Linked DNA regions of Homo sapiens: regions 1 and 3 are each linked to region 2. A link is a loop called in an ENCODE intact Hi-C map of the cell type or tissue named here. Cell type or tissue: heart right ventricle. All regions are shown on one strand.

Region 1 (2,500 bases), 120 kb after region 2:
GGCACAACTTTTTTGTTTTTATTTTTATTCTTTGAGACAGGGTCTCCATCTGTTGCCCAGACTAGAGTGCAGTGGTGTTATCACGGCTCACTGCAGCCTCAACCTCCAGGGATCCAGCAACTCTCCCACCTGAGCCCCCCCCCCAAGTAGCTGACACCACAGATGCACACTACAAGGCTAGGCTAATTTTTGTATTTTTTTTTGTAGAGGCAGGGTTTCACCATGTTGCCCAGGCTGGTCTTGAACTCCTGGACTCAAGTGATCCGTCAGCCTCTGCCTCCCAAAGTTCTGAGATTACAGGCTTGCGCCACTGCGCCCAGCCTCAGGCACAACTTTAGAATGTCCAACTGGACATTGGCATAAGTGAAAACCCTGGGCCCAAACCCTGTTTTACATGTAAAACATTAAGGGTTTTGAGGCCAGGCACGGTGGCTCACGCCTGTAATCCCAGCACTTTGGGAGGCCGAGGCGGGCGGATCATGAGGTCAGGAGATCGAGACCATCCTGGCCAACACAGTGAAACCCCGTCTCTACTAAAAATACAAAAATTAGCCGGGTGTGGCGACGTGTGCCAGTAGTCCCAGCTGCTGGGGAGGCTGAGGCAGGAGAATGGCAATGGCGTGAACCCGGGAGGCGGAGCTTGCAGTGAGCCGAGATTGCGCCACTGCCCTCCAGCCTGGGTGACACAGCAAGACTCTGTCTCAAAAAATAAAAGAAAAGAAAAGATAAAGAAAAAACCATTAAGGGTTTTGTTTGGGCTTTTTTTGCATTGTTTTATTATAGATCAAACATGCCGATTTTTATTCCAACATCCACCCATGCTCTTTAATGTTCCTGGGCTTCTTGTACAGAATGGCTTCCAACCTTCTTTTAAATCCAAATGTATTCATTCAAAAGAGGGGCAAGCATTAATCTATTGAAACACATAGCACTGCCCCTCAATTTATCCTTTATAATACGGTTGTGACAACATATTGATCTGTGAAATCACGTGTACAGGTACAGTATGTTAGATTTCATTTCAGACTCGTAAAGATGTTAGAAAATATTTACTGGAGGAAAAGCGCCTCGGTCCCCGCGGTTGCCTCCAGCCTAGGGCGGCCGGTGAGTCAAGCAAGGCGCTGCCGCCACCTGGTGGTTAATGTAGAAATGGCAGGCAGCCTCTAGCAGAAGGAACCCTTTGCCTTACTCCCTCCCGGCTAGGCCCCCACAGCTTCCATCCCAATCCTGTGTTCTTGTTAAGTTTCTTTCTTCTTTTTCTTTCTTTCTTTCCTTTCTTTCTTCTTTCTTTTTTCTTTTCTTTCTTTCTTTCTTTCCTTTCTGTCCTTTCTTTCCTTCCCTTTCTTTCTCTTTCGTCCTTTCCCTTTCCTTTCTCCTTTCTTTCCTTCCTTCCTTCTTTCTTTTTCTTTCTTTCTTTCTTATTTGAGACGGAGTCCTGCTCTGTCGCCCAGGCTGGAGTGCAATGGCACGATCTCGGCTCACTGCAAGCTCCAGCTCCCAGGTTCAAGCAATTCTCTTGCCTCAGCCTCCCTAATAGCTGGGATTACAGGCGCCCGCCACCACGCCCAGCTAACTTTTTTGTATTTTTAGTAGAGACGGGGTTTCACCATGTTGGCCAGGCTGGTTTTGAACTCCTGACCTCAAGTGATCCGCCCACCTCAGCCTCCCAAAGTGCTGGAATTACAGGCATGAGCCACTGCGCCAGGCCTCTTGTTAGGTTTCTATGAGTCCCTGACCCCAGCTCCTGTGCCATCTGTCATTCCTGCCGTGATGGTGAAGGCTTCCCAAGGACCAGAAATGTCTAGGGGTGGCTCCGGCTTCCTCCCTCAGACTGGGGGTTCCCTGAAGGTGGGGGCAGCTTTCCTCCTCTTCTCTCCCACTCCCAGACTGGGGCTCCTTGACATGGGCAGTGTGGATCCCCAGACTGAGGGCTTCCCAAGGGGCAGGACTTTCTCCTTCTCAGCATCTCCAAAGACCCCAGCACAAGGTAAGCCTCAGAAGGCAGCTTGGAAGGGTGCCCTGGCCAGCCCCTTGGCCCCAGTGCTCATTCCTGGCCATCACAGGCCCAGAGCACATGACGAAACCCATCCCAAGCCCCCAGACCAGACGCCAAGAGGAGGGGGTGGAGGCAGCAAGGCTGGAGGCATGTGTAGAATAAATAGAACTTTATTCTTTATCCAGTAGATCTCAGTGGAAAGCCCAACAGTAACAGGTGCACCCACGGGCTCCAGGGGAAGGGGCCCCAACCCCTGGTGAAGGAGGTCGGGGCAGAGCCAGCTCCCCCAGCTGGGGGTGCAGGGGTGAGGGGAGACCCCCCTGTAGGCCCGTCCTGCGGGGTAAGGAGGGGGCACGGGGGTGGGACAGGTTGGGGGTGGGGGGCAGGCCAGGGAAATGGAGGAACTCGGGCCAAGTGTGTGTCGGCCCATCTACTGTCCAGTGTGTGTGTGTTTGTGTGTGTGCGCACGCGCATGTGTGTGGTGTCTGGGGGCCCTATGGGGGT
Region 2 (2,500 bases):
CACCCCTCACTCAGACTGCCCTCCCCCACCAGGATCTTTGGGTTTGTGGCCAAGAGCCAGACAGAGCCTCAGGAGAACGTATGCCACCTCTTTGCGGAGTATGACATGGTCCAGCCAGCCTCGCAGGTCATCGGCCTGGTGACTGCTCTGCTGCAGGACGCAGAAAGGATGTAGGGGAGAGACTGCCTGTGCACCTAACCAACACCTCCAGGGGCTCGCTAAGGAGCCCCCCTCCACCCCCTGAATGGGTGTGGCTTGTGGCCATATTGACAGACCAATCTATGGGACTAGGGGGATTGGCATCAAGTTGACACCCTTGAACCTGCTATGGCCTTCAGCAGTCACCATCATCCAGACCCCCCGGGCCTCAGTTTCCTCAATCATAGAAGAAGACCAATAGACAAGATCAGCTGTTCTTAGATGCTGGTGGGCATTTGAACATGCTCCTCCATGATTCTGAAGCATGCACACCTCTGAAGACCCCTGCATGAAAATAACCTCCAAGGACCCTCTGACCCCATCGACCTGGGCCCTGCCCACACAACAGTCTGAGCAAGAGACCTGCAGCCCCTGTTTCGTGGCAGACAGCAGGTGCCTGGCGGTGACCCACGGGGCTCCTGGCTTGCAGCTGGTGATGGTCAAGAACTGACTACAAAACAGGAATGGATAGACTCTATTTCCTTCCATATCTGTTCCTCTGTTCCTTTTCCCACTTTCTGGGTGGCTTTTTGGGTCCACCCAGCCAGGATGCTGCAGGCCAAGCTGGGTGTGGTATTTAGGGCAGCTCAGCAGGGGGAACTTGTCCCCATGGTCAGAGGAGACCCAGCTGTCCTGCACCCCCTTGCAGATGAGTATCACCCCATCTTTTCTTTCCACTTGGTTTTTATTTTTATTTTTTTTTGAGACAGAGTCTCACTGTCACCCAGGCTGAACTGCAGTGGTGTGATCTAGGCTCACTGCAACCTCCACCTCCCAGGTTCAAGCAATTATCCTGCCTCAGGCTCCCAAGTAGCTGGGATTACAGGCATGTGCAACTCACCCAGCTAATTTTGTATTTTTAGTAGAGACAGGGTTTCACCATGTTGGCCAGGCTGGTCTTGAACTCCTGACCGCAGGTAATCCACCTGCTTCGGCCTCCCAAAGTGCTGGGATTACAGGCGCAAGCCACCCAGCCCAGCTTCTTTCCATTCCTTGATAGGCGAGTATTCCAAAGCTGGTATCGTAGCTGCCCTAATGTTGCATATTAGGCGGCGGGGGCAGAGATAAGGGCCATCTCTCTGTGATTCTGCCTCAGCTCCTGTCTTGCTGAGCCCTCCCCCAACCCACGCTCCAACACACACACACACACACACACACACACACACACACACACACACACACACACACACACACGCCCCTCTACTGCTATGTGGCTTCAACCAGCCTCACAGCCACACGGGGGAAGCAGAGAGTCAAGAATGCAAAGAGGCCGCTTCCCTAAGAGGCTTGGAGGAGCTGGGCTCTATCCCACACCCACCCCCACCCCACCCCCACCCAGCCTCCAGAAGCTGGAACCATTTCTCCCGCAGGCCTGAGTTCCTAAGGAAACCACCCTACCGGGGTGGAAGGGAGGGTCAGGGAAGAAACCCACTCTTGCTCTACGAGGAGCAAGTGCCTGCCCCCTCCCAGCAGCCAGCCCTGCCAAAGTTGCATTATCTTTGGCCAAGGCTGGGCCTGACGGTTATGATTTCAGCCCTGGGCCTGCAGGAGAGGCTGAGACCAGCCCACCCAGCCAGTGGTCGAGCACTGCCCCGCCGCCAAAGTCTGCAGAATGTGAGATGAGGTTCTCAAGGTCACAGGCCCCAGTCCCAGCCTGGGGGCTGGCAGAGGCCCCCATATACTCTGCTACAGCTCCTATCATGAAAAATAAAATGTTTGTCTTTGCAAAACAGTAAGTTCTGAGGCAGTCAGGGCTGTGCCCTTGGAAATGGAGACCTGAAGAGAGAAGGGGGACTGACTTGGGAGGGCGTGGCTGTGTCTTAGGGGAGACCAGGTGTGCCACACTCCCTCCCGCACCCCTGGCCACGGCGCTACAGGCTCAGCAGGCTTCCACTTCGTAAACCATTGCTTAAACCACTCTGTGTCCCCCACATGCCCAACACGCTTGTTCTTCTTTCTTCATCGCCCCTTTCCTGCCACTCTGCCAGGGAAACAAAAGGATTGTGATTTCCCGGGGCCCAAAGTGAGTGTGTACGGTGCCCCTGACGGATTCCAAGGTCTCACTCAGCCCCCACTGAGAGACAAGGAGAGGCGGGCAAAACATGAACCCCTCAAGAGGAGTCCGGAAGAGTCCCCGAACCCAGATGGCCCCAGAGCTGCCAGCTCCGCCCTGAAGAGCTGGACTGTGGTCGGGTGTGGTGGCTCGCACCTGTAATCCCAGCACTTTGGGAGGCCAAAGCGGGAGGATGGATTGAACCTAGGAGTTCGAGACCAGCCTGGGCAACATAGGGAGACCCTGTCT
Region 3 (2,500 bases), 77 kb after region 2:
AACTGGCTCCAAATCAATATGTGATTAGTGGTGAAGTAGCTATTCTTAATTCTACAACCATTGAAATCTCAGAGCTTCCCGTCAGAACATGGACCCAGGTAAATAATTATGGATTTCTTTTTTAGGTTTGTGATCAAAAGAAATACCTTTTGTACTATTGCTGTTGACTATTCAGAAGCCTATATTTTAGAAACTTCAGGATTATTTCTTTCTTTAGACATACAAAGAACAAGTTCTAGAACCCATGTTGAATGGCACCGAGAAGACACCTCCTCTCATAACAGACTATAGGGAATACCATACAGATACCACTGTGAAATTTGTTGTGAAGATGACTGAAGAAAAACTGGCAGAGGCAGAGAGAGTTGGACTACACAAAGTCTTCAAACTCCAAACTAGTCTCACATGCAACTCTATGGTATGTATTTGTTTTGTGAGATGTACACGTTTCAATTTATATTAAAGATTAATATCAATTTTAAAAGTATATCTTAGTCTACCTTTATAAAGTTTAGCCAATTTGTCTATTCTTGGCTCTAATCTTGTTTTCCTTTTTCAGGTGCTTTTTGACCACGTAGGCTGTTTAAAGAAATATGACACGGTGTTGGATATTCTAAGAGACTTTTTTGAACTCAGACTTAAATATTATGGATTAAGAAAAGAATGGCTCCTAGGAATGCTTGGTGCTGAATCTGCTAAACTGAATAATCAGGCTCGCTTTATCTTAGAGAAAATAGATGGCAAAATAATCATTGGTATGTTTTGGGAATAATAACTGCTTACTAAAACTCTAGTTACGCCAAACTTTCTTTAAACATTTTTGGTGAGAGTAATGGTGGAGAAAGAGGCAAAATCCATTTAATTCACCTGGTCACTTATACACGCATTTCTTTAAAATATCTGATTAGGTATTTATAGTTTGAAAGAGATGATGTTTCCTTGACTGAGCATCTTGAGAAATCAAGATTTAGTTGACAATTAGACATGAGGAGAATAGAGAGCTAGAAGACCTTGCATAAACTGATTGACCAAGAGAATAGATACACTAATCATGTCTACAGGAACAGAAAATAAAAGAGACAGAGAAGAGATAATAAATCTGATGGTAAAAAAAAAAAAAGGCAGGAAGATTACGAATGGCTTCTACTCTCTGGGTGTGGTGGCGCATGCCTGTAATCTCAGCACTTGAGCTGGGGAGGTCAAGGCTGCAGTGAGCCTAGGTAGTGCCACTGCACTCCAGCCTGGACACAAGAGTGAGAGAGACCCTGTCTCCAAAAAAAAATGATTTGATCATATATGATTTGACTGCCCCCTTGTGGTAATTTACATTTGTCAATGGTTTAGGGAGACTTGCCTGTATACCGGGATATACAAATTTATGCAAGCACGAAGACAGTTTAATTTCCAGTTTTAAACTTTTGACTTGTGTAAAACCTTATCCCCTTCCTAAAATATTACTCAAAATCATTATCTCTGTTTACTTTTTTAAAAATAGAAAATAAGCCTAAGAAAGAATTAATTAAAGTTCTGATTCAGAGGGGATATGATTCGGATCCTGTGAAGGCCTGGAAAGAAGCCCAGCAAAAGGTAATCTTGGGTGGCACTTTTCTATATTGTTAAAGACTATGTATTGTACAATGTTTATGTTTCACATTTTCTAATAAAGCTAGATTTTAATTAATCCTTTAGGTTCCAGATGAAGAAGAAAATGAAGAGAGTGACAACGAAAAGGAAACTGAAAAGAGTGACTCCGTAACAGATTCTGGACCAACCTTCAACTATCTTCTTGATATGCCCCTTTGGTATTTAACCAAGGAAAAGAAAGATGAACTCTGCAGGCTAAGAAATGAAAAAGTGAGTTGATAGTAGGATGGTACATGCTGCTTAGTTTTGTTCTATTCTAATGGTAAAAGTAAAATTGTGTGTTGCATGAAAATGCTGCTTGTATACATATATTAACTCAATTTTGTAATTATCTTATGAAGGAACAAGAGCTGGACACATTAAAAAGAAAGAGTCCATCAGATTTGTGGAAAGAAGACTTGGCTACATTTATTGAAGAATTGGAGGTATGTAGTTTATAATGCCCATGTTAGAATTTTTATTAATGAAATAATATATTCCAGCAGTATACCTTTGTCAAGATAGTTCACAATTGGCAATAAAAAGAAAATAAGAGGCATAAGGATAAATTCCAAATAGCGTATAAAAGAACAGATTATTGGCCAGGTGCAGTGGCTCACGCTGGTAATCCCAGCATTTTGGAAGGCTGAGTTGGGTGGATCACTTGAGGTCAGGGGTTCAAGACCAGCCTGGCCAACATGGTAAAACCCCATTTCTACTAAAAACACAAAAATTAGCCAGGCATGATGGTGCATACCAGTTACTCAGGAGGCTGAGGCAGGAGAATTGCTTGAACCGAGAGGCAGAGGTTGCAGTGAACCGAGATCACACCACTGCACTCCAGCCTAGGCAACACAGCAAGACTCCGTCTCAAAAA

The links. Hi-C counts contacts between places; a loop is a spot of excess contacts. Peaks named below come from ENCODE experiments on the same cell type or tissue, not always from the same donor. Only the 100,000 strongest peaks of a DNase experiment are listed, where the experiment ranks them.
Region 1: a loop joins it to region 2, with 3 times the contacts of the local background. A loop is called at or near these places in 13 of 110 quality-filtered maps.
Region 3: a loop joins it to region 2, with 4 times the contacts of the local background. A loop is called at or near these places in 23 of 110 quality-filtered maps.

What each region holds. Positions count from the first base shown.
Region 1 is chr17:40,357,294-40,359,793 of GRCh38, reverse strand. RARA (retinoic acid receptor alpha) reads right to left here. Exons shown (of 9, transcript NM_000964.4): 9 at 2,151-2,500. Among named protein-coding and RNA genes, the nearest start is that of GJD3-AS1, 4.3 kb to the left of the region's middle. In heart right ventricle, CTCF peaks have their summits at 933 and 1,139 (motif pointing left); a DNase peak (open chromatin) is centred at 1,133; H3K27ac peaks cover 1,141 bases.
Region 2 is chr17:40,475,262-40,477,761 of GRCh38, reverse strand. TNS4 (tensin 4) reads left to right here. Exons shown (of 13, transcript NM_032865.6): 13 at 33-1,928. The coding sequence ends at 174. Among named protein-coding and RNA genes, the nearest start is that of TNS4, 25 kb to the left of the region's middle. In heart right ventricle, a CTCF peak has its summit at 1,476 (motif pointing right); a DNase peak (open chromatin) is centred at 1,441; H3K27ac peaks cover 529 bases.
Region 3 is chr17:40,398,127-40,400,626 of GRCh38, reverse strand. It overlaps TOP2A (DNA topoisomerase II alpha), which reads left to right. Exons shown (of 35, transcript NM_001067.4): 22 at 1-98; 23 at 218-418; 24 at 560-755; 25 at 1,496-1,587; 26 at 1,690-1,854; 27 at 1,986-2,069. Among named protein-coding and RNA genes, the nearest start is that of TOP2A, 19 kb to the left of the region's middle. In heart right ventricle, CTCF peaks have their summits at 1,139 and 1,345 (motif pointing left); no DNase peak of the experiment used is centred here.